Regions from separate parts of the Mus musculus genome. Here all the other regions are linked to region 7. Evidence: chromatin loops called from intact Hi-C (ENCODE). Cell type or tissue: heart. All regions are shown on one strand.

The links. Hi-C counts contacts between places; a loop is a spot of excess contacts. Peaks named below come from ENCODE experiments on the same cell type or tissue, not always from the same donor. Only the 100,000 strongest peaks of a DNase experiment are listed, where the experiment ranks them.
Region 1: it touches region 7 in a loop (7-fold over the local background); 7 of 42 quality-filtered maps call a loop at or near these places.
Region 2: it touches region 7 in a loop (5-fold over the local background); 8 of 42 quality-filtered maps call a loop at or near these places.
Region 3: it touches region 7 in a loop (6-fold over the local background); 3 of 42 quality-filtered maps call a loop at or near these places.
Region 4: a loop joins it to region 7, with 6 times the contacts of the local background. A loop is called at or near these places in 5 of 42 quality-filtered maps.
Region 5: it touches region 7 in a loop (6-fold over the local background); 2 of 42 quality-filtered maps call a loop at or near these places.
Region 6: a loop joins it to region 7, with 5 times the contacts of the local background. A loop is called at or near these places in 2 of 42 quality-filtered maps.

What each region holds. Positions count from the first base shown.
Region 1 is chr8:57,338,994-57,342,993 of GRCm38, reverse strand. The region is part of intron 1 of Hdnr (Hand2 downstream lncRNA); the gene reads right to left. Among named protein-coding and RNA genes, the nearest start is that of Gm34030, 5.9 kb to the right of the region's middle. In heart, CTCF peaks have their summits at 1,058 and 2,030; a DNase peak (open chromatin) is centred at 1,993; H3K4me3 peaks cover 2,380 bases; H3K27ac peaks cover 2,994 bases.
Region 2 is chr8:57,331,478-57,335,477 of GRCm38, reverse strand. It overlaps Gm34030 (a long non-coding RNA gene), which reads left to right and starts at 338. Exons shown (of 4, transcript XR_378998.4): 1 at 338-1,090; 2 at 2,630-2,721; 3 at 2,924-2,977; 4 at 3,448-3,787. Hdnr (Hand2 downstream lncRNA) reads right to left here and starts at 3,043. Exons shown (of 3, transcript NR_131041.1): 1 at 2,845-3,043. RefSeq lists an enhancer at 587-2,350. In heart, a CTCF peak has its summit at 1,948 (motif pointing right); DNase peaks (open chromatin) are centred at 1,517, 2,337, 3,097, 3,547 and 2 weaker places; H3K4me3 peaks cover 4,000 bases; H3K27ac peaks cover 4,000 bases.
Region 3 is chr8:57,351,340-57,355,339 of GRCm38, reverse strand. Hdnr (Hand2 downstream lncRNA) reads right to left here. Exons shown (of 3, transcript NR_131041.1): 3 at 760-1,401. Among named protein-coding and RNA genes, the nearest start is that of Gm34030, 18 kb to the right of the region's middle. In heart, a CTCF peak has its summit at 1,576; a DNase peak (open chromatin) is centred at 1,539; H3K4me3 peaks cover 2,074 bases; H3K27ac peaks cover 1,674 bases.
Region 4 is chr8:57,528,931-57,532,930 of GRCm38, reverse strand. Galnt7 (polypeptide N-acetylgalactosaminyltransferase 7) reads left to right here. Exons shown (of 12, transcript NM_144731.4): 10 at 205-303; 11 at 1,201-1,329. Among named protein-coding and RNA genes, the nearest start is that of Gm51574, 9.3 kb to the left of the region's middle. In heart, CTCF peaks have their summits at 515 (motif pointing left) and 1,722 (motif pointing right); DNase peaks (open chromatin) are centred at 1,770 and 2,030; H3K4me3 peaks cover 505 bases; H3K27ac peaks cover 575 bases.
Region 5 is chr8:57,312,297-57,316,296 of GRCm38, reverse strand. It overlaps Hand2os1 (Hand2, opposite strand 1), which reads left to right. Exons shown (of 6, transcript NR_154048.1): 3 at 1,683-1,782. Among named protein-coding and RNA genes, the nearest start is that of Hand2os1, 6.6 kb to the left of the region's middle. In heart, a CTCF peak has its summit at 1,861; DNase peaks (open chromatin) are centred at 1,866, 3,466 and 3,606; H3K4me3 peaks cover 3,804 bases; H3K27ac peaks cover 4,000 bases.
Region 6 is chr8:56,882,457-56,886,456 of GRCm38, reverse strand. The region is part of intron 1 of Gm33501 (a long non-coding RNA gene); the gene reads left to right. Among named protein-coding and RNA genes, the nearest start is that of Gm33501, 4.3 kb to the left of the region's middle. In heart, a CTCF peak has its summit at 2,073 (motif pointing left); no DNase peak of the experiment used is centred here; H3K27ac peaks cover 1,712 bases.
Region 7 is chr8:56,680,907-56,684,906 of GRCm38, reverse strand. No RefSeq gene overlaps it. Among named protein-coding and RNA genes, the nearest start is that of Fbxo8, 130 kb to the right of the region's middle. In heart, a CTCF peak has its summit at 2,208 (motif pointing left); no DNase peak of the experiment used is centred here.

The DNA of each region.
Region 1 (4,000 bases), 660 kb before region 7:
AGAGAAAGGGTGTCCACAAGCTGTTACTAACGAGGTTTAGGTTCCATGCCCTGAACAAGGAAATGGCCCTCTTTGTTTATTTCTGTATTTATTGCTGTTGGGGAGAGAATCCAGGGCTTTGCTCATGCCAAAGCAAGCGTTGTCATTATTTCAAGTCACCAATCTGATGTCAGCTTGTAAGAGAAGCCACACCTGTCCCCGAGCCCTGTCTTTCAATGGCTAAGCATTCCTACCCCCCCCCCTTTAAAAAAGACTTTCACTAGACCTGTGTGCCCAGCACTTTATTAAGCAGGGGCAGGGTGGTCAGTCTGAGGAGGAGAGAAGAAAGCAACAGTCTTCAAGGCTGCAAGAACGCTTCTCGGGATCTGGCGTGCTGTGGGGGGCCTGGCTTGGTGCATGGGAGTATTTAGCAGGTTCCGTGCCATTATTGCCTAACAGGGTGTGAAAAGTAATATGGACGTGAAATACTGTGGGAAAATGGAGCGTTTCCAAGCAGGCGGGGGTGGGGGGGCTCTGGTTAGCCTGAAGGGACCAGAATCCCTAAGCCCCTTTGTGGTGCTCCAGGAGTTGTGAACAGGAAGGCAGAGGAAAGGCGGCGGTGGGGGTGGCGGTGGCGGTGGGGGTGGGGGTGGGGGTGGGGGTGGAAGGGGAGAGAAAGGAAGAGAGGTGAGCACTCTGAGCACTCTAGTGGCAGATGGGGACCCATGTGACAGCTGGAAGCAAAGCCCTGCTTCCTGTACTCCTCAACTGCATCTTATGCGTGAATGTATATAAAAGATGAAAACAATATTTTATCCTGTTAAAAAGCCTGTCAACCCAGCAAGGGCCCGAGAAAAAGTATGTGGGGGCTTCCTCAAGAGGTGGAGTTGAAAGCCGAGTGGAAGGCCAAGACACTAAACTGATGAAAAAGTTTCAACCCTAGATCTAGAGCACTCAAACCTAGCTGCCTAGGCAGTGCCCTGTAGACAAAGGCTCCCCCAAATTCTGACAATAATATCTCTACCTCCAATACACTTAGAGGGGTTCTGGTTTTCCTACCTTGGGCCTCAGCAAGTCCTACCTCAGGCAATAGAGGGAGCCAGACCTCTCACCTTCTCAACAAACCTTGAGAGGTGCGATTTCCTCCCACCCCACCCCCGACTTGGGGGATGGGGAAATAAAGACACAACCCCTTCCTCCCCACCCCACCCCCACCCCCGTGCAGAAGAGCACATAGATGCAGTGCGAGATTATTCTCAACCGTTTCGCATCCCTGGGCATCCCTGCCTCTGTCCAGACAACCATGTGAGCAAGAGCCTGGAGACAACTCCTCCACATTCAGTTGAGGAAGTGAGGGAAGAGACAGGCGCTGTTGTTCTCCCAGCTGGCTTCTTTCCCCACCAGTTTGAAGTCCTTCTTAGAAGCACAGGACTTCATCAGGCTGCATCGCAGCACCCAGGCCATGATACAGGTGCTTGCAGATGGTACAGCTAGCACCAGGTTTGACAACGGCTCCCACAGCATGTTATTCTATCTTAACAAGTATTCAGTCACTATTCAAAAGTCATTGGCTTTCTAGTGCAAATAACTCCACGTTCTAACGATCAACAAACCGAAGCTATAGGAGAAAAACAGCGAGGGCGTGATAGGGAATGCGCAAGGAGAATCAGAATCAGACTCAGAAACGAACGCTCGCTCGCTTGGGTAGGCCAGAAACCGACTGTGCTTTGCTGACCTCCAACTTCCATCCCGAGGCCTGAAGCTCCAAAGTCACACCTTGTGCTCCCGCTCTCAGGGAGCACGAAGGACCAAAGGCCTCAGCAACCGCGTCCCCGGCAAACCGGCCTCCTGGGAGAGCCGAGGCCTCAGGACCGGAGCTCGCAACTTCTTTCCCCCATACTCACGCGCACGGCCCAGGCTCCTTCCTCCCCTTCCCTCTGGGGTGAACTCACTTCCTCCAGCGGCGCCGCTCCATCCCCCTCGCCTGCATCCCGCACGGGCCTCCAGATGCTGCCCAGCGGGCAGCGACTACTAGCCCGGCCTTCACCCTTCTCCTTTCTCCCCCTAGGGGCTTGTCGGACGCACGCCCCAGAGCCGGGTGGAATTCCTCCTGGAAAAGAGCGGAAGTAGAAACCCAGTAGAATCCAGAGGAAGCTGCTTCTCGCAGCCCCCGGCTGAAGGCCAGGCCTGTGTTCTTTTGGATGCCCATTTGACTCTGGACCAGGGCCTGGGGCTCTTTTCCTTCTTTCTTCCTTTCTGCCCCGCCCCCTTTCACCCTGTTTCTCGCTTCAGTTCATTCGTGTTTTTAAAATTTCATATGTAAGAACATTAAAAAGAAAGAGCAATTTCGCATTTAAAAGTCGGTAGCAGCAGAGGGGGAATTACAAATAGGATGGGGTTTAATTAGCTGGTAATACTCCTCTCATGCCCTATAATTAAACAGAGATTCATTCTAGTGGCGCTTCAGGGCCCACAAGTGATTATTACAAGCATATTTTACGTTTACATTAAAACTCTGTCCCCGGAGTGTAGTACGGGATCTGACTCCATTTATTCGTATTTCAGAACTGAAGCACGGGGGCCAGAGCGCGGCTTTTCAGAAATGGAAGGCTGGTTCCTTGGTTGATTTTGATTTTCCCCGCCCTGTCTTGTTGATTCTGAGTGCCCCTTCACCACCACCCCCAAAACCTGAGCACCTACACCCTCAGTCCCTACTGAGACCCACAGTGTGTGCGCAGGGTGGGGCTGTTTGTGCAAAACAAGAGCCACTTAGGGAGGGGGCACCTCACTGTGTGCAAAGGCATCCCCAGTACAAACTCAGAAACCTCAGCTCACACCTGAACAATCTCCAGCGCTCTCCTCCTTGCCATTCCATCTGTTTACATTTCTTACAGGTTTCTTATTCATCCATTTTAGTCCCCAAGCAGGCCCACAGCCTCTCTCCAGCCTAAAGGCTGGCTGAGACTGGCAGTCCTCTGGACCCCATAGTTCTATGGCCACTTCAGCGACTTCAGGCTTTAAAGGAAGCCAGATCCAGCATCTTTGAATTAGAACTGTTTTCTTCTTAGAGAAACTATTCTCTTAGCCCCAGGCGAGACAGATCCAAGTCCCCTAGGCTGGCTCGGTAGAATATTAGGCAGCATGAAGTATCTGTGGTGTGAAAAAGCAACAGGCTCCAGCAGCTGTCTTGGAAGAGAATAAAGAGTTCAGGAAATGGTGGAGATAGGGATGCTCAGTCATCTGACCCCTACTGCATTTCCATCTTCCCACCTAATTCTCTGTTCTGCCTCCCCCTTAAAACAGTTCCTGTTGAAACATCCTTTTTATTTATCTTTAATAAACAAGAGTTCCCTGGAAATAACTACCCACAGAAGGAAGAGGAACCCACCACTCTCATCTCCACTAATTAATGAGACTTGATGGTCTAGAACTAGGACCATCTTCAAACCTATCATATGGATAGATGTGGCTAGACCAGATGAAATCTGCAAGTCCACACCTACCGCTGAATTTAATTCTTTTCTTCTGTAGTCTATATGTATATATGCACAGAAGTGCAGGTGTTCAGAAATGTACAATATACTTTTGTGTATATATAACATTTGTAACAGTCTGTGCCAAGATGCAGAAGAGAACAAATTTGGAGAGCATCCTCTTTGGTTGGTCCTTAAAGACCAGACCTCCCTTCTGGGACTAGAAAGAGAGACCTCCAGGGTGTAAAGCCTGAGGGTGGGGGTGGGTAAGTAAGTCTCCTAAGGACAGCTGTCATCCAGGTCTAGTCACAGTCACATGATTCATTAGAATCCTTAATCCTCATGAGAAGACTAGCATCAGACCCTCTGACCCTGCCAGTGAAACCTCATAAAACTGGCCAAGATGCTGGCCAACATACACGTTAATTAGAGTGACATGGTTCTTTGGCATCTAGTCTGATGAACAGCTTTGGGGCTTCAGGGGGCAGAAGGTTTGGGGTCCCTTTCACCACCAAATGCCCTTTGGTCCCACCAAGGCATCAGTTGGA
Region 2 (4,000 bases), 650 kb before region 7:
GACAGTCTTTTTCCTAAAGGATATACTTTCATTAGGCTATAAATGCTCCAGCAGATGAGAGAGGGAAAGGTGTGTGTGTGTGTGTGTGTGTGTGTGTGTGTGAGACAGAGAGAGAGAGAGAGAGAAAGAGAGAGAGAGAGAGAGAGAGAGAGAGAGAGAGATATCACCAGAGACAGGTGTGATGGTTAAGGAATGCTTGTAGTTTGAGCACTAGGTAGCAACTAGGTAGCATCCTGGTGCAGGGTGTGCCACCTCTCCTGGCAGAGGCCTCCCTTCCTAGTTTTCAGGTTCTCCTGAAATTCCCCAAGTCGTGTGTGTGTGTGTGTGTGTGTGTGTGTGTGTGTGTGTGTTCAAGTTTGTTAAATTGTTAAATTTTATTAGTTGTGTTCTTACTGTTGAAGACTTTTCAGTCCCAGTTACACCTGTATCAGTGAAGTAAAATATTTCAGAGCTGAAGGGACCTAAGTGGGTGTCCCCAACTATGAGTGTCCTTGTCTCCCATTCCTTTGTTTCAGCCTGTAGAAGCCTGAGTCTGTCACTGGAGAATCATCCAGCCTTCCATTGGAGGCCTCCACAGCACGGGTTCGCAGTTAGAGGTCGGTAGCAGTTTAAAAATTATTGTAAAACATCGCCTGGATGATATATAGTCTAGGTCAGATTAGCAATCATATCCGATGTTTAAAACACACCCTGAATTGTGACCCTGTTTCACTAGGGAATTGCACCCAATGGAGAAGAATTGGAGCAATAATTACTTTCTTCTTGGGAAAAAAAATATGTTTCTAAAGAAAGCGTTGGAATCAAGGACGAGTTAGGTAATGTGTATTAAAAAGGCCAGCAAGTCGCTGTCGTTGAAACCCAATCACAGTTCGTAGTTCAAGGCAAACTGCTTTTAATTGACATGGTGTATATTCGCCTGCTCCTCTCAGGGTTGCCCGGGCAGAGACGCCCCAAGAGTATTTATTTCTAGGGTGGAAACAAAACAACCACCCCCGTCTACCGCGTTAAGAGAGCGCTCCAAGATGGACTGCCGGAGAAAGGCTTTTTGACCCGGGTGGAAATTAGTCATATTGACAGACGCGCAGGAAAGGTAAATTACCCGGCGCGCTGACGCTATGCAGAAGCGCTCCGGGATCCGACTGCGCCGCGGCGCGGAGGGGGCCGGCTAGAGGCTCCCAGTTCTTTGCCCCAGATTTCCATCAAGGTTGTTAGCTTCTCTGGACCTGGGGTTTCAATGAGAAGGCGACTAAGCGAGCCCTAATAAGATGCCTGACAGGGGAAAGAAACAAAAATAAAGCAAACAGAAAGAGAGAAAAGATTTACCCTTTCTGAGCTGGGAGGTGAGCAAAGTACAGAGCCAAGAGAAAAAGCTAGCAAGGTCCGCAGAGGAAAGAAAGGGGGAGGAGGCTGCGAGGCACGGACTTCGAAGCTCTCGAGAGCCTAGGCCGCCACTTGGGAGGTCCCGGCCTCAGTCTGGCCAGGCCAACCACATCCCCGGGAGGATCGGAGCTAGGGCGGGTCACAATTACACCTCGGCTCCAGGCGAGGGCTTAAAACCCAAGTGGTGGGGACCGAAGTCTGGAAGCAAGGCCCCCGCGGTCATGGGGTGGGGGAGGCAGGCCCGTGCACAGGAACCTTTTTACAAGACATGTGGGTACAAGAAAACAAAATCAAAATAAACTCCTTTCATCCACCACGGCCAAAGAAAACAAAAGCTGTCTTGTAGAGGAGGTGAGCGGTCGTTTTGAAATTCAGCGTGTTTTGTTTTTATATAAAGAGTTTTTTCGATTTTTTTTAACCCGATAATCGAGGCTGGAATTGTCAGGGGAGGGGAGGAAGAACTTACATTGGCGGAGGTGAGTGGGGTTGGCATCATAGGTTTACCCCTAAGGTACTGCAGCCGTGCTTCTCAGCACAAGCTGGAGCACAAGCTGGAGACTGCTCGCACACCAGATGGCAGCAACATAGGCAGAGTCTGATGGTCCCATCTCATTTCTTTGCAAAAATTAGACTCGAGAAGGGGAACATTGGAAGGCATTTAAAGTGTGACATCTAGACTTGACCAAAGGCTCTAACTCGAAAGATAGTCACGGTGGCCACGGTGGCCACGGTGGTCACCGAGGAACCACTTTTTCCTCATGGCTGTAGGGTTGGGGCCTCCCCATCTATTTCGGGCTTGGATCCTGGGCTCAAAGGAAGGAAAGGATCAACTGCTTGGGCTTTGTTGTCAGGTTGTCGGGGTGAAGAAAGTGATGACCTTTCACGGGCAGCATCCCCACTCTGTAGAGGTGGCCGGTGGCTTCTCCGGACCTTCAGCGTGGCGTGTTATTTTTAGGTTTCTAGGCGCTCCGGAAAGACTCTTCTCCAGAGAGGTTGTGGGAGAAGGGGGCGGGGGTAATAGGGTGTTTAACAAGGCACACTACTTATTATTAAAGCAAAACAGAACAAAATGCACTCTCTAGATTCCTCTCCCGGGTTTCTGATGTTTGGTCTGCAAAAACCACGCCAAGATTCACTTTTAAGAAAACCTTGGGGGGAGGGTGGGTGGGGCCTAGAAACCGCTCTCTGCTGGGCTCGAATCCAGTGCTCTCAACCTTACTTTCCCCTTCTCTTCGGCCACTGCCCCTAGCCCAGAGCTGGCCAGAGTAGCTCTTCCGGAGAAGGACCGAAGGGCCGGGAAAAGGGAAGAATCTCCATCTCCGTTGCTTCTGCAGAGCAAAGGTTTGGAACATTTCTGAAACTACTTTTAAAGAACAGTTTGCAATAAGTTCCTATTTCTACAATACGATTTGCTGGGGGAGTATTGTGTAGAAACTTGGGCTTCCACCCGTCGTCCCCTCTCACCTTGAGGAGGCCTGGGTCCAGTCTGACCTCTCAGGTCGCTGTTCAAATCTCAGCAACGTGCTCTCTTCCTCTTCTTTAGGGTGCTTGGCTCCTGCAGACTCCCTCCCATTCTCTACCGGCACCGACCTCAACGGTAAGACTCAGCCTCCTTTTTTAGGACTCCACACTGCTTCTCCAAAGAACTAAGCTGGCTGGAGTCGAGACAAGGCGCCTTCAGTTTCTTCCTTTATCTCCCGCCCTCCCCGCCCCCAGCTTTTCCTCTCCAGAGTGTGTGACTCATTGGGTCCACCTTGAATTCCCCTAGCGACCCACTGCCTTAGCCCGCATCTCTCTACCCACAGGATTGCCTTGCTTTCCGGGTGCATGTGGGGGGACCTCAGTGCTGGTTCCACCACTTGGTGCCCTGAGCCTGGTAAACAGGGACACTCCCCCCCGCCCCCCCACTCACCGCATCTATGCTCTGAGTGGCCTTCAGGAGTCCAAGATGCACAAAGGAGAGACAGTGCAGAGAGAAGAGGAAGGGAGGGGATGGTGGTGGAGATAAACCCAGCATACACACACGCACACAAAACCAACTTTGGGATTGGACTGTTTCTATTTCAGACGACACGACCTGGATGAATGGAGTATCCGGAGAAGGTTTTTGAAGACGTTTAGGAGGAAGGGTGAGTTTTCTGTTGAGAAACTCAATCTGCCATACAGTAGCGGGCCCCATCTGGGATCTGTCACTGCTGACAGCACCACAGGGCACAGCCGTGATCTTCTGCACAGCCTGCACTCCTCGAAATACCCTCCTTAATCAAAGGATGTCTGCGCGCCGGCGCTCAGCTGACCGCGCCAAAGCAGAGAGGCCTAAGAGTTCCACCCCTCCCGCCCCCTCCCCAGGCTCACAACCTCCCCCAACCCTGTCTTTCCAGAGCATTAATTAAAAGCGGAAAAAAGACAGAGGCTGATGTCATTGCTCTCAGATCATAAACGTAAGAGTCATCCTGTGAGAATCCCTGAAAATGACTTTAATGAATAATTTCAGAGACAGTTATGGCTTTGGGTGATTACTGAGCGAGAATATGAAAACCAGATTTTCAAGGGAAGGCGATGGTCAGGCGGTCTGACCATCTCCACCCCCCATTAAAACCGCATTAGTTTCCCTTCCCAA
Region 3 (4,000 bases), 670 kb before region 7:
ACTAGGAAACCTAAAATGGAGTTTGTGGGCAGGTTCCTCTTGACCAAGATATGGGACTCTCCTTTCCTCCTGACTGACAGAATGGTACAGAAATCTCAAGCCATTTGCTTCATACATTTGCAGGGTAAGAGGGAGACACAGAGGCCACACCCAAGTTGAGTGTTAGCTCAGCTAGGCAACCTCAGCATCTGGAATGCTCTCAACAGGGAGATGGCTGCCATTCCCAAGGTCAAGTCTAGAAGGGCAACTCCTAGAAAAGTGTTAGATGTGTTTTAATCAGCGCCTTGGGGTTTGAGCAATGGGAATAGTACCTGCTTCTCAGCACCAGAGCAGAGGGGCTGTAAAAGCAGTGGAAGAGTCTTCACCCTCGCATCAGTCACCAAGCCTCTGAAGTACTCACTATGGCCCTCAGCCATTCTACCAGCAGCTGTTAAGACACCAGGATCTTTTGCAAACTTTCTGACACCAGCTATTTCTCCCCCACAGTATTGGTTTCAAGATGAACAAATAGTTGACAACCCGTGGTTTAAAAACCACTGCTCTAAAAAAGAAAGAAAGGAAGAAAGACATTGCTCCAAAGTGTACATTGCAATATAAACATATGACCAGCATTATTTTTTTTAAAAAAATCAACAACACATGTCCTTATTAATGTTGCTGAGTACTTTATGTGTTGGTGTATGTCTTTCTGTCATTTAAATTAAAATCCTAAGATAGCTATAGACCATACGCCAACTCTATTCCCACAACATTCCAATGCATTTAAAAATCACTTTTATTAAATTTATCTTAATTTCAGATTTGATGATTATTGTCTATAGTTGCAATGTCCAAATGTCATTATTACATTAAAAAATATTTTCCAAATTTCAACAAGCATTTTCACTTAGTGGAATTTGATTTAAATCAATGTAAGTGTTTAATGATGGGGTTTCTGTCCTATTCCTGTCCATTTACAGTATGCAAAGACTGGAAACATTACAAAAATTTTTAAATAGTGTTTGAAAAAGAAACGTGTGCACTTTAGAAAGATGCAGCCCCTCAGATGTCTGAAAGAACCTGAAACCCCTCCTCTTGAAGCTGGAAGATCTCTTCTTTTTAACCATGCATGTATTGCCAGGTAGGCCACCACACAAGACACTCCGAGACACGCTCCTGCACACACTCGGAATGTGCACACAGAGCGCACGTGCCCACCCGCCCCTATGTCATCTGTAGCCCAGGCAGATTGAGGACGCTGGCAGATGGCAACCGGCCATAACCTCTCCTGCTCTCTTCCCAAATCAAAACCCACCGTAAACACCACGAAGAGCCAGGAAACCTCACGGCTTTAATCATTTCCTTTCCCCGAGTTCCATGTGGCACACAGGACACTCCGCTTTCCTTTGGGCTTGTCGGCATCTTGCGAGGGGTGTGGGAGAAGAAAAAAGAGAAAAGCCAACTGGTGTCTGCAGAGGCGGGCAGAAAGCTCCCGCCCCAGCCGTGAGGGTCCACCCGCCCCCTAGCTCTCTCTAAGCCAGCCAGCCCTGGAGCCCTCCGCTACTGAACGACTTGAGAGATGGCGCCATCTGGCTTTTTAAAGAAGAACACAAGGCGGGAGGTAGAGGAGGCGGTAAAGGGCAGGCTGGCTCCTTCCCAGTGCCACCAGGAGACCAAGGATCAGCTGGGGCGCTCTTCATTCTCTCCTCCCCACAAAGTCGGCTCTGGCAGACCGACCCCTTAATCCAACGACCCCGACCGGTGCACGAGGAACGTCAGGCTGCTGGAGAGCTACCTCCTCAGCCCTCAACCCCCACCCACCCACAGAGCTAACTGTGGTACTTAAAGCATTATAGTCAGTAAAGCGCCACAGAGCACAGAACTTCTACACCATTCTGCGGAGCCAAGAGGGGACAGAAAAAAGGGCATCCCGAGGTTAGGATCTCCATGGCTACTTACCACTCACTTGCCATTGTGGCAAGGAATCAGGCTAAAGGAATCCCCCGCTCTACCGGACAACCTGGTACCTTATTAATTCACGCATGTAAAGGGAATAATGTTTTCTTTAATTGCTCCAAGAGACTAATGAGGAATTTAAATGAAAAGCTAGATCCCTCCCCTTCGACGATACTATTATAGCAAGAAGGTTTAATAAGTCATAGAGAAATGGTAACTGATCTTTATGGTAACCGTCTAGTGGCTCGTGAATTAGCAGTTTGTGTTTTAAGCAGGTGGATTGAACAGTTTCACAGAACTATGGCTAAAATGGTAGAGACACCTTTATCTAGGGCCCCGGACCCTGGCGTCAACCCTTACCACCAAGAAAAGGAGAAAAAGAGTTATTATTGTGTGCTTTTTTTTTTTTTTTTTTTTTTTTGGCCTGCTTCCTTTTAAAATGGTAGAACTTAGAGAAAACCGTTGGAAGTTGTTTTTTCCAACCCAATGTACAGTGCTAGAAATAACACACACACACACACACACACACACACACACACACCCCACACACGTGCACGTGTAAATAATATGCAGGTCTGATGATGTACACACACAAGGGAAATGTGCATCTGCAGTCATCATAATATCACCCATACATCGTTAATCAGTTAACAAAGACTTCTGCATTCAGCTTTCATTTATTGCTCACAATATTAGGGGCTGTTGTCAGTCTCACACACACTTTACACACAGGAAAAACAGTGCTCAGAAAAATCTCTTCCTTCAAATGTCGATGGTAAACTAAAGTTACTTAACACTGAGTGTCACCATATCCAGCAAGCATTTGATGGATACCTATTCAGTATCTGGCACTAAATAAAGAAAAAAGATATATTCTACTACCCTCAAGAAACTTTCCTTGAAAAATGACACACCCCTGAGTCTTATCATAGGATTTTGAGGAGAGGCGGGCTGAATCTTGTAACAGAATAAAGTCTGATGCAGGAGGGAAGTATGAAAGGCAAATGCACACAGAGGCAAGAGATACCAGAGAAAGGCAAGATGTACTCAGAGGCCAGAGGAACCAAGCAAAGCTAAGTGATACTGAGTTTTGCTCTCATCCTTTTGCCAGTAAGTTCCTCTATGGCCAGTGTAAGCAAGTAGTCTGCCCTCCTAATAGCTGGGCTTTTAATATCTGTCATTCTAGGACAACATCTGGCAATGGCTCTTGAGATTGGGCAACTCATTCCCATTTCGTTTCTGCTCTCTGATGAAGCGATTCCCTGAAACCTGGTCCTGCTTAGGGTCCTTTCAGCTCCCAAGTCATCCACATGGGTGACTAAAGGAAAAGAACTTCAGAGCAGGGAAGGTACCTGGTCCTCTATACATCCCAACTGTTCCTTGAGTCAGTTTGGATTTCAGCCAAGCACCATCAATCCTGCTTAGTAAAGGCCAATGAGGACAAGGTGAGTAGGAAAGAGGAAGCTGGAAGACAGTTCCTTAAACCATGCTCTAAGGGAAGATAGTCCCCCAACACAAGCAAGGGAGCTTTATAACATCATCCTTATGGTGAGTCAACCTTGTTAGCTCCTCTGATTGCTACCCACCCCAGTGGGTAATTTGGGAGTTGACTGTGTGTTGAGAAGGGTCAGTTGAATACTATATGAATGGTGTTTTACTTAATTTCCCTCCTTATTTGACTTGACTAATGATTTTCATCTATCTTACCTTAGACTTCAGTATTAAAAAAAAAAAAAAAAAACCAAACAGATTTGCTACTGTACTTCTCACTAGGGAACCCATTACTTTGTTCAAAGGTCTCAAATTACAAGCAGAGTTAGTTTAAAGAAATAGAATTCTAGCACACATCCTTAATCCAGTACTCCAGGAGGGAGAGGATATCTGTGAGTTCCAAGTCAGCCTGATTTATACAGTGAAACACTGTCTCAAAATGAAACAGAGAGAGGGAGAAGAAAAAGGAGGAAGAAGGAGAAGAGGAAGAGGAAGAAGGAGGAGGAGGTGGAAGAAGAAGAAGAAAGAAGGAGAAGGAGGAGGAGGAGGAGGAGGAGGAGGAGGAGGAGGAGAA
Region 4 (4,000 bases), 850 kb before region 7:
TGTACTTACAGAGCTCGCCTCTCTGTGCCTCTCAGTCACATGGATGCTAAAACAGACCTACAGGTTGGTGATACTAGTTACAGCCCGGCACCACAACAGCCCTGAACTCCGTGACAGTACATTGAACTTGGAAGTCTCACACTCGGGTGCTGGCTTGTTACAAACCATACTGTTTCCTGTGTGTTGGTTCTCTTCATCCTTTAGATCCGAGGCCTCGAAACTGCATACTGTATTGATAGCATGGGGAAGACGAATGGAGGCTTCGTGGAGCTAGGACCCTGCCACAGGATGGGTGGGAACCAGGTGAGTCCCCTTCCTTCAGGGCTGGTCAGCACTGAGATCCACCAGACTCACTGGTCACAGACAGACGAGTTTAGTTTGGGTTTGGGTTTTGGTTTGCTTGTTTGTTTTGTTTTTAAGATCCATCTACCCATCCATTTGTTATGCCTGCATATATGCCTGCATGCCAGAAAAGGGTGCCAAGACTTCCTTATAGATGGTTGTGCGCCACCATGTGGTTGCTGGGAATTGAACTCAGGACCTAAAGAAGAGCAGTCAGTGCTCTTAGCCTCTGAGCCATCATCTCTCTAGCCCTTTGTTTGGTTTTTAATTTATTAATTTTGACTTAATAAAAAATGTTCAGTAAAGCTAAAATATTTCACTTAAATAGGGAAATGTAGAAATGTCTGCACACAAGTGATAAAAGTATGTTCTTGTGGGAACATGGGAACGTATACTAATGATGACTGAGTAAGCCTAACCCCTAAAGGTTTGCAAATGGGGTTTACTAAGTGAAATTGGTTTACTTCCGGTACCGGTAGGTATTTTACACAAATATTATTTTACACATATTCTCTTGCTTCCTAATGTAGGGATTTTCATATGTCTAATTTCAGTTGTGAAAAAACTATTAGGCTTGCTTCTAGCTTTTAAATTTTTTTTTGTTGTTGGTAATGATAAATGTGTTAATTACCCATTCTGTGTATTAGAGGCTTAAAGAATTAAGAGTGTAATTCTTATATTGATAGAAGTCTTCACTAATCTCAGAATGACAGTAGTTCTTGTCTGCAGACTAGAGGTCTCCAACATGGACAAAAATTATAGAATAAGTTATTCAGGTTAATTATAGGAGTTATATTTCATCCTTTTCATAAAACATGTGTTGGCGAGAAAGACATCTCCATTTTGTTTGTTCAATAGCTTTTCCGAATCAATGAAGCAAACCAGCTCATGCAGTACGACCAGTGTTTGACAAAGGGGCCTGATGGATCCAAAGTCATGATCACACACTGTAACCTAAATGAATTTAAGGAATGGCAGTACTTCAAGGTATGCCGTCGTCCAGCTCCCGGGATTGCCTATGCTGTCGCGTTGTCAGGAACAAGTAGCCAGTAGAATTTAGATGGATAAATCTGCAGACCAAGTGTTCACATGTGTGACTTGGACTTCCAGCGTGAGTTATTTACACCTGCTTGCTTGGGTGAATCACTGAGCTATAATGAGGTATCCCTTGTGTTCCCTGGAGCAGGGACATCATGCAGCGAGACCACCGTGATAGGCATGAAGAGTCAGTGCCAGTCTCAGAAACTCGCGAATGCTGGTGTTCCAGGAGGCCGCTACCAGCGCCGTTTTCAGATCTAAATCCAATGTTAAAAATGTGAATGAGTCAAGGACAAGCAACAAACTTAGACCATTAAAGAAGAAAGTTCTTGCCTCTTGCTGTCCAGCAGGTGGCGGTAGAGACAGGCAAATAAGAAATGGCCGCTGAGCCTTCCTGTTTCTTCACCTTCTGCTGACTGGAATAGGGGTTGGTTGTTTTAAAGGTCAGATTTATTCACACGACCCTGCAGCCCTTGGAGCTGCTTTTCTGTTAGGGCTGTGCAGGTTTAAAGCTTTCTGGCAAGATTGACCATGTTAATGGATTAATGTATAATTTTTTTCCTTTGATTGAATTTTCTCATAGATTTTTTCCCCCTCACATAACATATCCTGATTATGGTTTCCCCTCCCTCTGCTCCTCCCAGTTCCTCCCACCTCGCCTCCCGTCCAAATCTGCTTCCTTTCTGTCTCTCATAAGAAAACAGACGGGCTGCTAAGGAATCATAATAAAACAAAACAGGAACTAACATATCAGAACAGGACAAAACAAGCAAACAGAAGAAAGAGACCAAAGGGAGGCACAGGAGTCAGCGACCACTCGTTTGCACACCCGGAATGTATAATCTTCAAGGTGTCCGTTGGGACAGAACCAGTCAGTTTGTCTTGTTATGAACTCAAACATTAGCCAAGCCTTGCAAACTGAAAGGCTCGGAAGAAGGCCTCCATTCTAATCATGTAATGTTTGCTCTCCCACTCCCGCTCTGAAGGCATTGTTCCTTCCTTAGAAAATATTCCCAGGCGCCATCTCGTGCATTCTGAGCACGTCAATTGCCGAGTTTTATTTTTATGCACTGTCACTGTTTGTGTCCTGTGTGTGACATGCGTGAGGAGAGAGACACTCCGGCCCTGTGCCATGCACGCATGTCCTGAGGTCAGAGGACAACTTTGAGCAACCTGTTCTCTCATCCACCTTTATGTGGGTCTCAGGGATCGAACCTGGGTCAAGAGGCTTTGAAACAAGCGTCTTAACCTGCTGAGTTAGCTCTCAAGATCCGAAAACAAATTTTAATAACGAGTTGGAAAAGATATTAGAGAATCCTGACAGGTTGATAGTGTTTATTTTCACAAAAGAAAATGAAGAGGAACCACTGGTAGAGACCTGTGAGAAGAGCAACTTTTAAAGTAGAAAAGAGTAGCAGTCATGAGTGGCTTTCTGGAGGCTGAAGCAGGAATGTGAGTTCAAGGCCAGCCTGGACTACATACTGGGACCCTGGGTCGCTGACTCTTGTGATTTCTTGGGTTTCCTTCTGTTTGCTTGTTTGGTCCAGTGTTGGTTCATATATATATATATATATATATATATTATTATATGTAAGTACACTGTAGCTGTCTTCAGACACACCAGAAGAGGGCATCAGATCTCATTACAGATGGTTGTGAGCCACCGTGTGGTTGATGGGATTTGAACTCAGGACCTTTGGAAGAGCAGTCAGTGCTCTTAACCATTGAGCCATCTCTCCAGCCCCTGGTGTGTTGGTTCTTGTTTTATCTTACTTTATTACCACCCCTTCGAAGCCTGGCTGTTTTCTAATGAGAGACAGACAGGGATCGGATTTGGATGTGAGAGGAGGTGGGAGGAACTGGGAGGAGCAGAGGGACGGGGAACCGTAAGTAAGATACTACATAGGAAGACCACACGAATGGATATTGGCTGGGGATAGAACTCAGAGGTACCACATAGTAATTTAATCCTCAGTACCAACCCCCAAATTAAAAAAAAAAAATTAAAAACTAGAATCTACATGTTTTAGGTATTTAAGACACTACACATTTGTTCATCTCCCCAGTGACAGAGTATGAGGGTGTGGAAGCTATCTAAAACATGCTGTTCTATAATGTATAGATGAAAAAAAGATGCAGTTAAAAATAAGCAAAAATGTTTTAAGGGAGGGAAAAAGAGAAGAACGTAGGTGATTGTTTCTGGTCAGTTTTCAGAGAGAAAAACTAGATGAGCAGAAATCCAGCATTAAGAGTCTCAGGAGAATCTGAGGACCGCACTCAGGTTGTCCCTAATGTGAGCTGACATTCTGTGCAGTCGCCATAGGAAACAGTGGATGCTGTTAGGAAAGGGATTGTGACATACGGGTTGCTGAGAAGATCATTATGAGCCGAGTCTACAGATTTCCTGGCTTCAGCATTCCCCCTTAAATCTTAAGGGTAATTGAAACTCACTCAGTACTGTTGTGCTAGCCTGGAATCTCAAAACTCGTGAGGCCAAGGTAGGAAGGCTGTGTATTTGAAGGCAGCCTATGCAACAAAATTGAGACCCTTAACAGTAAAAAGATAACCAACACTCTTCCCAAATAGCTCTCATGTAGGTTGTTATTAAGAGTATTTCTGG
Region 5 (4,000 bases), 630 kb before region 7:
ATTTATAAAACATACACAAAGAATTGCACACACAGAAATATTTCAGTGCTGGATGTGCATTTGAGAGGTAGACCCTGGCTTTCACTCACAGAACTTAAAAATAAGCAATTAAAAAAACCCCGCAATAATACAAATAAAAGTTAATTATAAAGAGAATTATTTCTTCCAAGCTGTAAACAAGTCATTTAGAATTCAGACGAGAACATGGCTATGATTTTGTATTTATACTCTTTGGAACTAGCTAGCAGTGGATTTAAGCAAGCATGCCATGCAGTCTGGGATTGAGGATAAGTAGGAATGAAATGGCTGCTTAACACGTGGAGCTTCTGAGGCATCATTTGTGGGACTGAAGGACTGACTTGTGACTGGAGCCCCTTTCCTTCCCAGTTCTAACTGCCATGTTGAGGGTACTCCTTGGAAGACTCCCCAACGTGACTTTATTTGCTGCACGGCATAGATGGATTTTTTTTTTTTTTTAACCTCTGACAGTTCACTCCAAGCCTTTCCTGCATTCTTCTACAGTCTTTGCTTAGAGACAAGGGACTTGAGCCAGGATAGGTTAGGTTTCAGGTTAACAAAAAGAAACACTTTTATTGTCAATATTAATGGCAAACTTCGATTTTTACAAGGCCTGGGTTTAGCAGATCAAAAGCAGCTTGTCTTGATTTCTCAATATTCTCTGGAGTTTAGACAATTAACTGCAATTTTGGTTCTAATGAAACAATATGAGAAAGCTAGTTGCAAAAAACATTGGTAAAGTTAGCACTGGGATACAGATTTTTACCTGTACATAACATATTATGATCTAGTAATTTATCCCTTCAACTGGAGCTGAGTTTGGAAGGAGCATTCCTTTAAGAAAATATGTTCAAGCACCGTCCTCACTTGCAATGTCATGAGTCTTTTTCAGAGTGTGCATTCCACGGTTGCCTTTCTGGCTGGGTAAGGATCCGGCAGACTGAGGTCTTCCTGGTAATTTGGGTACACCAAGTCTCCAGTTAATGATAGATAATCAGCCTTTGGGTCATTCGGTCATTCTCTTATTACAAACCCCTCCTGCTCTCTCTGATCTCCTTTCAAACTAAATTTCACACAAACAAATAAAGCAAGACAGGGACAAATTCTCAAAAAAAAAAAAAAAAGAGGGAGAAATATTAGAAACTTCTGATACAGAACTCTAAACAAGGAAAGGCTAGCTAAAAGAGGATAGGAAAGAACATCTTATCAAATTGAACATGCTGTGTACAAAACATTAAAAGAAAAGGATCTGGTTTCTGTTAAAGTGACAGAAAATTAAAATAAAAATAATTGCAGGCAGCAAAGTTATAATGTAAATAGAGAAGGCAGGATGCTTGCTGGAAATGCGCAGCACTAGGAGGCAAATTTGTTGTTACAGATTATGTATCTGCACTCTGATTGGAGAAGCGCTACTTTGTTCTATTTTCCAAAAGAGAATGCTTTTCTTTTTAATACTTGTGTGAGAGTGCTCATTTAAGTCAACACAGGCCCCAAACCCTAGGACTAAAAAAGTGGAACCGCATTTTTCTTGCAAAGCATCCAACTTCAAAGGAGGCAAATGTTTGCATACAGGAAAAGGAGAATTCCATTTCGAATACATTTGGAGACTTCACTAAATCCGTGGGACTGATGCTTTTTTTTTTTTTTTTTTCTTTTGCCGACAGAAGGCACAGTTCATTCTCGAGCAATTCGTCACCTCCTGGGGGTCTTCTCTTCCCGTCTACAGGAGAGTGTGACTTCAGAAAGAACTTCGGATTGGCCAAGGTATATGTCAGATTAGACCCCAGGGAAAAGAGCAAAGGTGTAGGGCTCATGCAGTCAAGGTCTCTGGTGAGAGCGCCCCTAGTGCCGTTTTACTGTCTCTGCTCTTGAAAATTCCCTTTGATACAAGTTCCAAAGCTAGTCACAGACGACCAACTTTGATCATTTCCAAACCTCGGGCTTTCGATCTTAAACCTGGTTGGAATTTTGGCTCAAGACTAGATCAACCTGCCATTCTCCAAGATAGAAGTGGAGCTGTGAAATGAATGTTGGTGATAACCAGACTCCCACATTGTCGCCAAATGTGGGTCTGGCACCTTTTGATTTGACAACCTCTTTGACAAAAAAGGCTTACCTTCCCAAGCTAGAGAAGAACCTACACTTCACTGTTGCCTCTAGGTCTTTCCTGAGTGTTTCCACCTCATAAGAGGCCTTCTGGTTAGCTTCCCCCCTTGCACCCATATCAAGCCTTCCATTCTCTGAACTTTCTGGTGAAACCACGCAGATGTAGTTTGTAGTTCTCAGGGTGCAGATCTTTCACTTTACGCGTCTGTGTCCTCTAACAACACAACTAATGCTTCCGCACAAAAAGATGCCCTCAAAGCTGGTGGAAAGGCGATTTAGAGAAATCCGGGTGTTCTAATTGCAATCAGGTTGTGTTGTTTTACTCTATTTTGAAGGCCATTAAAGCTGGTGAGCGACTTGGAAGTCATTTAGAAAGGAACAGACCTTCAACCTCAAGCCTTTGCGGGCACTGGGAAAGTGTCTTCCCAATCAATCTGGCTTGCAGGCGGCAGGACCAACTCTGACCTGGCTTATCTTGTACCCATCCTAAATACACCAAACTCAAGAGGTAGCCAGGGCCGCCTCAACACCGAGGTCAGTGCTCTGGGTGCCTTAGTTTCTCTCTTTATTCAAACAGTGGTGGAAATGAAAGAGGGATGTGAGCTAGATTAAAAGGATCAAGGGAGAGTGTTGCCTGATACCAAGCTGCGCTCAATAATTATTTACATCTTTTCCTCCTGCCTCTTCATTTCTTCTTTTCTTTTCTTTTCTTTTCTTTTCTTTTCTTTTCTTTTCTTTCCTTTCCTTTCCTTTCCTTTCCTTTCCTTTCCTTTCCCTTCCTTTTCTTTCCTCTTCTTTCCTTTTCTTTTCTTTTCTTTTCTTTTCTTTTCTTTTCTTTTCTTTTCTTTTCTTTTCCTTTTTTAATATTTAGTTGCTTTTATTTTAAATTCACCTCCGGAGATAGCTGCTTGGGAGTCAGCGGTCCGAGTGAGGCCTTCCGGTGGTGGGGCAGCGATGCTCAGAGTGCTGCAACGACTCCCACGCAGGGGAATCGAGGTGGGGGTGGGGTTGTGGGAACTGTTACTCGTGTACCGACACCGACCAGTGGTCCAGGCCCTGGGATGAATGCTGGATCTCTCCCCTTTTATTCCGGCCAAATTCTCATTCCATTCCCATGCCCTTCTGTGGAGTGGACTGGAGGAAGCAAGTCCACCACGTTCCGGTCAGGACAGATCCTCCGCTGGGAACTAACCAGGGGTTGATATCTTCCTCCAAGACCTTTTCGCCCGATGCGGGCATGAAGGGGTTAACTGCTCACCTCGGAGCCCCGGGTGCTGAGGGAAGGCCACCGCTTCCCCCAACACCCCCGGTCTCATTAGGGAAAACCCTCGCCGCTATTTTCGACATTTCCTCAATCAAGTGCCCTGAACTAGAGCTGCAAAAACAAATTGGCGGCAAAAGCGTAGATCTTGTCAGGATGGAGGCGAATCCAACATTTCAGCCTTGTTTGCTTTGAAATTACGGGCTTGGCTGGTGCCTGTGGTGCCACCAGGGCAAATGTGCTGCCGCCCGCTCACTCTGAACCCAGAGCCATTGGTGGAAGCGACCGCAGGGCCACTGCTGGAGAGGAGCGAGGGGTGGGGGTGGGGAGCGGGTGAAAGTGGGGAGGGGGGCGCACTAAAGTGACCTGGTCGCTAGGAGCTGGCGGAGCCCTAGCCCAAACCCCTGTGCAAAGGGCTCTCAGCGTGGAGTTAGACACTGGCTTTCCAGTTTCCTGGCCGAGCCACCAAGGTATATGCAACATTTGTAAAATGCAGATTCCACATATGGACACCAGTGTTGTTTCTTCAGCTTCCTTTCTGTCCCCTGCTTCTCTTCCCCTCTCTCCTGTCCTCTTCAGTAACATTTTCTCCAGTAAGTGTTAGCGGTTGCTGGA
Region 6 (4,000 bases), 200 kb before region 7:
AAAAAAAAAAAAAAAAAAAAAAAACAAAAAACAAACAAACAAAAAAAAACAAAAAACAAAAAACAAAACCAAAACCAAAACCAAAACCGATGTTGGTTTAGGAGAATGGCAGTAGTGGGTTCTCCTGTAGGGTCTATGACTTCTCCAGCTTAGGTTTTCCAGTACCAGGTGTGAATTCCCTCCTATTGATTAGCTAAGTCTAATTAGACAGTTGTTTCCACCAGATGTATGGGTCTCTATAGCCCCACGGGGCTTATCATGCAGAATAAGTCATTGCTGTGCCTCCTAAACTTTACAGATGGATAAAGTTGGCTGCTTTTCTCCATTGGCAATTTGTATAACACCTTCTGATACTATGAGTGCTAGCCCTATAGGGACTTGGGGACTGACTTCAGGTCGGGTCCAGCTCTCTTCCACTGAGTCTGACAAATACAGAGGCAGATGCTCACTGCCAACCGTCGGACTGAGGTAGGACTTTCTCTACCCCAATGCAGGAGGTAGAGAAAGGACTGAAAGAGCTGAAGGGTTTTGTAACCCCAAAGGAAGAACAATATCAATTAAACAGTACTTCCCCACCCCCCCGAGCTCCCAGGGACTAAACCACCAACCAAAGAGTATACATGGAGGGACCCATGGCTACAGACACATGTAGCAGAGAATGGCCTTGCTGGACATCAATGGGAAGAGAGGCCCTTGGTCTTGTGAAGGCTCGATGCCCCAGTGTAGGGGAATTCAAGAGCAGGGAGGCAGGAGTGGGAACACCCTCACAGAAGCAGGGGGAGGGAGCATAGGATAGGGAGCTTCTGGGAGGGGGGACCAGGAAAGGGGATAACATTTGATATGTAAATAAAGAAAATAACCAATAAAAATATTTATCCACTGTTGGGTATATTTAAAAATACCACAATATAATTTTTTAATAACAAAACATTTTTATCATATTCATCAATTTTTTCAAAAGTGTCATTTCAAAAGTCTTATTCTATGATGGACACATCTGGGCACACCCACAAATCTAGTTATTTCTACAAAATCCCCAGCAGTAGTGGCCACAACAAATTCATAACAGCATTTAATTTCACAGAAACTCAATAGAACTTCATTCTGTTGAAATAAAAGTGCAAAAGGTTTCTGGGTGTTGAAAGAATAATTTAGTAGCTCTCGGCAAAGTTTCCACCTCGACACATTTTATACTCGTCATGGAAGGGTTAGTAACACAATTTCATTAAGTTCTAAAATGCTAGCTGAGATGACTATAGCCTAAAGAACAGCAGACTGCTTTAAAATGAGATAGTGCTTATAAAAATACTTTGAGAACTTAAAAGCATCATATAAAATGGAGACTCTGTTTTGGAATCACTTAACTAAAATTTCAAGCGTTGATAAATGAAAAAAAAAAAAAAACCCTATGGAACCTGAAATGCTTTTTGTTTCTGTTTTTAAGCTTGCCTGTGCAAACGCTTTCAATGAACTGACGAAATCTATGCCACCCATTAACACATTGAGATCACTGATACACCAGAAGTGTAAGGCAGGATCAAGCTTTGAGGTCTCCTTGAGCTTATCTCTGAAGAGTGTTTCCTTAACTATTTTGCCACTAAGTAAATGCAAGTTTATTTAGTAGTCTTTCTAAGTTGTGGTAGTTAGAGGAGGATAATTTTTTTTTCCATTTTTATTAGGTATTTAGCTCATTTACATTTCCAATGCTATACCAAAAGTCCCCCTTACCCACCCACCCCCACTTCCCTACCCACCCACTCCCCCCCTTTGGCCCTGGTGTTCCCCTGTACCGGGGCACACAAAGTCTGCGTGTCCAATGGGAAGAGGAGGATAATTTAAAAAGTTCTTTCTCTTTCCAATGATTCTCTTTTCCTAAGGCTACTCTTATAATCTTCTCTTGACTGATTCTCCTTAGAGGTATGGATAGTTTTCATTTAAAGCTTCACTCTTGTAGGAAAAGATATGTACAAAGTGTTCTTATTGGTGGAGCATTTAAGAAACAGTCACACTAAAAAAAAAAAAAAAAAAAGAGTACCCAGTAAAGCTGCTGGATAGCTCTATCTCCCTCTACTGGCTAAACAACTCTACCAGGTTTTGTGTGTTACTAACCTAAAACCCTTCACTCCAGAAACAGGCAGGGAAAGGAAAGAAAGCCACTCACCAAATCCTATGCTAAAGTCTTTATTTACATCATATATACGAATATAAATATACATATCTATTAAGCAACACTCAAAGGAAGACTTACTTCCTTTAAAAAATAGAGAGAGAGAGAGAAAAAAAAAAACAAGACAATTCTTTAATATAGGCACACCGTGTTCTCTGTGCACAGGGCATCGCTTCGTACAAGACAGATATAAAACAAATGAACCCTGAGCTAAAACCTCATCTCACCAAACCTCATGGTTGAGGGCCTGTGTACTGTAAGGACAACATAAAATGAAACCCGGTGTTTTGTCTTTGTGATAAACGACTTATTAGTACAGTTACTGGGAGGATGGAGCGAAGGCAAACCCGAGTTTAGGTATTTTAAGTGGGGATCCAAGTTTTCTTTAAGTTCATAGGTTAAACAGGTAAGTGATTTTACACGTAAGCCCTTCCTTAAAAAAAAAAAGCGGGAGAGGAGGGTTGGGGTGAGGGGGCAAAAAATGATGAAGTCAGTGTCTCACTTAGAGCTGGAAGAGACCTACTTAGAATCCAGGCTCTCTGCAGACTGGCCCCACAGTAAGTGGAACCCTCTGACATGAAGGGCCTGCGGACCAGCAGCTGGGTTCTGTCACCCGGGCTGGGGCGGTCTTGTTAGTGTAGCATGACCCTGGCGCACTCGCATAGATAATACCGGCACCTCTTTTCACTCTAATCTCCTACCCGTCTGAGCAATTCAGCAGGAGATAGGGGCATTAGGGCCATATTATTCCAAACAACATTTAGCTGAATGGTAGCTAAAGATTGTGACAGGGAAAGACAAATTCTCCTGGCCAAATACTTTGCTTCCCAGAAATGTTTCCCGTTTTAGAGCTTTTGGGAAACACACACACACACACACACACACACACACACAATCATTAAAATGGAACCAAGATGGAAATCCACGCCATTCTTAGCTGAACCCACACCAAAACCCTTTTGGATTTCAGACAGAAATTTTAGTCTTTTCTTATGCAACTGCAGACTATGGTAAATAAACACTAAGAAGTGTCAGTTAAACACTAAATGGTGTATTTACATATTTGCACATTTTGTTGATGGTATGCCAGATATTCGCAGACAGACTGCCTTTGCTGTGTGTGTGTCTGAATGCTCACTGCTTGCAGGTATTTGCAATACTACAGGCCAGGACACTGAATGTCCAGGGTAGGGTGGGATGCTGGTGGCAGTGGTGTGTATTCACACAGTGACATAGTAATCCGTGTGTGCCTTTCACAATCCAAAGAAGAGTAAAATCATAAATTCCTCAAATATAACTTTCAGGGCTATAATTGTGGCCCATTATTGTATCTTAAAGTGGGAATCTAAATCAATCAATATATCATATGTCACAAGATATAAGAGCACCCCCAGCTATATTTTCTATCTCTGTTGTATTTTTTTCTTCCAAAATATACAGTGACTGGATTTTGCTGTGATGTTCTAATAATTCAGTTTGTGTTTTAAGTTCTGACAATAGGACTTGTGGGAAAAAAAATAAACCATCTCTCCGGTAATCTGCAGTGCCTGGTGCTCTGAAATGAGATCAGACACTGATCATAGAATGTTCTTTCCTGTGCGGGGGCTTGGCTCACCAAAGGCCAGTTATTCTTTTAGCTGTGTCTGCACTGATCATAACCTCCAGTTATACAGCAAAGTTAACTGAAGCCTGTCTCTCACATACCTTCATGATGTTCACAATACTTATTCCTTAGGAATACTACTAGCAAATTAAAATTTATATTCATAAAATATATACCTATTGTTTACTTTTGAGGAAAGCTGTATAGTACTAGAGAGTTTTCCTGTTTCC
Region 7 (4,000 bases):
TATGCTAATGCAACAAATAAATACAATTTCCCCCTTTTCAAGACACTCATATCATAAGTATTCTCTTTTACTGTGTGTTGCCTTCTTCTATTGACTCATGTGACAAACCAAATAGCAAATGACATTTGTTTGCTTCAGATAGATGTGACAAACTTAGTGGTGTCTGCTATTTCTTTGACGTCCTAAAAGACACGACATCGATGTTCCATGTTTCTAAAGTAAATTCACTTTAAATTGTTTATTGATGCTGAAGTTCTTACAAAGATGCACACTATGAGCAAATGCTTTAGCTGACAACTCAAAAAAACAACATGCTTCGTGGAGCCTGAAACCCTGCTTTGGCTTAGAAAGAATCATAGTTTCGATTTGCCGTGAGAGTGAATGACTCAGCCTGGAAGATTGTTCGGCTCAGCCTAGCTGGGGTCATAGTAGAAGTGGCTGGCAATGTTTGTAAAATAGAAGAATCTTTCCTTGTGCATGACTACAATCCATTCAAGAAACAAGTATAATTCTTACCCATGAAACCAAAGTCAGCACTCCTAAGAAACCAAGTAAATACATTAAGGGAATAATCGAACGAAAGAACATCTAGAGAAAGTGGTAGATTCTTTCAAGCAAGTAAGAAAGAGTAGCAAAGGTTTGTTTTCGGTAGTGTATTTCAAGAGATAAGATGATTGACTTTTTTCTCCTAGATTTTTAATTTGAAAAATGCCAAACATATAAGCAGATTACACAACTAAAACCAACATACCTTAAGGGTATCCATTTTTAAATATCTTGCTTCATTTATCATCTCTCTCTCTCTCTCTCTCTCTCTTTCTCTCTCTCTCTCTCTCTCTCTCTTTCCCCTCCCTCCCTCCTTCCTTCCTTCCCTCCCTCTTAGTCTTCTCTGAGATATATTAGAGAGAGAGTAGAGAGAGGGAGACAAGCAAGCTGTTTTGGATGACATATTTGAAACTTTCCTACAGTGGCCATAACTCCTTAGTTCTGTCTGTCCCTTGAATAAGAACACCTTGCTTCAAAATCATCACACTATCAATCACAGTCCTTCCTCAATAGCTTGTGGGTTCGTTTTTAAATTCAACATTCAATCAAGCATTACAGAATATACAGAATTATACATTTAAGTGGGTCTTTAGACTTTTTAATCTGAAATGAGTTTTCACCATGATGAAATAAGAACACAATATTTTGAATATTAGTCTCAAGGCTGATCAATTAATATTGGCAGTAAATAATGGCAGTAAATAATTAGGAAAGTGACTTCTAAGACCTATTGTTATTTTTGGCCAAAAAATATGTTATCATTTCACCAGGAACTCTCCTTCCAACTCATCTAACTTCAAGTGATGTAGGGGGAAATATTAATTAACTAATGAATTACAGCATATTTGCAACTAGTAGCTTAAAGCACATAGACACCCATATATCACATTTAGCTCTTTAAACTCATCCCCAAAAACAAATTGGTGGTCAATCTTTTGTGTGTGACTCAAAGTTAATATTAATATTATTGAAAGAGAACAGGCAGCCAAACATGTAATATTTATTGTCCTTTTCTCCTTAAAGTCATTTTTGTAACAATTTGAACACATTCCAACAAAAGTTGGGTAAATACTTTTAGCAAGCACTGTTACATTAAATTTATATTTATTCCTTGACTATTTCCCTTCTTCTCAGTTGTTAGATTTTAAGAAAAGTATGTTTGTTGAAAACAACTTACTACTAATTCACTTCTTCAAGAAAAGTCTTCACATTATTAGAAGTGTAGCACTAAAGCACAACCAAACCACCGCATGATGACATCTTACAAATTTAATGTATCACATTCAGATGTTATGTCAAAGCATGCATTTCAACTTTGTATGTATGATAAAATGAAGACTCATTTATTAGTATTTATGACCATACATGTCAATATCTGTTCATAATGGAATAAACATATTCCAAGTACATATATGTGCACTAAAGTTATTTTCTAAATCTTGTGACAAATAGATGAAATGTTTTGTTTCATTTAAAGGCAATTCTTTAAAAGGAAAAATGCAATCATACTGAGAGACATGCAATGGAAATATCACTTCCTGCTTCTAATTTCTCCCTGAAACTAATGAAGTCAATCAGAAATAAACTATTTTAGTGTGAAGGTACCGGGCAAAGACAAGAGCATGGACAGTTAGGGGATTTCTATTGCCACCTAGCGTCTAACTTTATAATGGACTGATTTCTGAACATGGAAACAGTCCTATAATCTGGAACAGATTCTTTGAATGAAAAAAGTAATTATGAAAGTCGATGCTCACAGTCAGCTATGGGATGGATCACAGGGCCCCCAATGGGGGAGCTAGAGAAAGTACCCAAGGAACTAAAGGGATCTGCAACCCTATAGGTGGAACAACATTATGAACTATCCAGTACCCCAGAGCTCTTGACTCTAGCTGCATATGTATCAAAAGATGGCCTAGTCGGCCATCACTGCAAAGAGAGGCCCATTGGACTTGCAAACTTTATATGCCCCAGTACAGGGGAACGCCAGGGCCAAAAAGTGGGAGTGGGTGGGTAGGGGAGTGGAGGGGAGGGTATGGGGGACTTTTGGGATAGTATTGGAAGTGTAAATGAGGAAAACACCTAATAAAAATATTTTAAAAAGTAATTATGACACTTTTCAATCAAATAATTTCTTAGTTCTTTAAAAGCAACCCACTATTTCTTTATGAACCAGTAGTTATGTGAAGATAATTTTGCACCATTAATTAATTTAATATTTATTCATCTAAAATTCTGATTGCTGGCCCCACTTCCCCGTCCCTCCTCACAGGGCAGGGTCCCTCTTCCCCTTCTTCTCTGAGAGGGTGGGGTGCCCCTGGGCACAGATAGTTTTTAAAATCACATAACAAAGACAAAAGTTTATGGCAACTGTGCATTCTCTCTCTCTCTCTCTCTCTCTCTCTCTCTCTCTCTCTCTCTCTCTCTCTCTCTCTCGTGTGTGTGTGAGTGTTTGTGTGCACGCACTTTAGTGTACACATTCTGTATGTAAGTGCATTCATGTGTGTGTGTGAGTCGAAAATCAATGTAAGTGGTCATTCTTCAGGTGGCTTCTACCTCTTTTTTATTTCTTTTTGAAAAGAGTCTTAATATAAGCATGAGGCACGATGCCTAGCATTGACTTGTTAGCATGCGCTCTGAGCATCAATCCCAGTGCTCTGTGTCTATACAGCATGCACTTTATTCACTGGGAACTGTTCATAGCTGCCAAATAGCATTTTGTTATTTTTTAGATATAACAATATATAAATTATTAGAATATAATTTTTGAAATTTAATAGTTTGTATGCCATTGTAAAAACAACTCAGTTTTCTTCCCAGCAGCGTAAAGGCTCAACAACTTACGGATATAAGAAACCATATTTAAGTAGTTCTAGCAGCACCATGAAAAGATCCCAGTGAATGTTTCTGGAAATACAGCTCAGTGGTGTGATAGTCTGATTCAACAGACACTTTAGTAGTCACTTACTATCCAAGTCAAGAGCATAATGCAGTAATGCAGATTACAACTCTCAGGAGTGATGTAACGTGGTGTTTTACTGGTCTACAGTAGGACGGTCAAAGTCACCTTCTTTATAAATGGATGTTAGCAGTTGGCCCAGAAGTGCCATTCTCCAATGTTCCCCTAAAAGTCGAGTTGAACTATCTCACCCTTCTTTTATCTAATATGGGGCAGACTGAAAAGGCTCATCGAGGTGATAACCACCTCTCCTCTAAGAATCAACTTCACAATTTGACTTTGGCAAACTGTCCACACTGAACGACTTATCTGCATGTGAGGTTCCCCATCACAGTCATGGCTACTCTGTTTAATTTTGACTTTTCATAATGAAACAAGTTCTGTGTGATAGCAGCAAGAGGCACATGCGTGTGAATACTTTTAAATCTTCATAGATGAGGACAGACTGCCTCTTGGCACCTCTTCTGTAAGATACACCACAAGATTAGGAGCCTT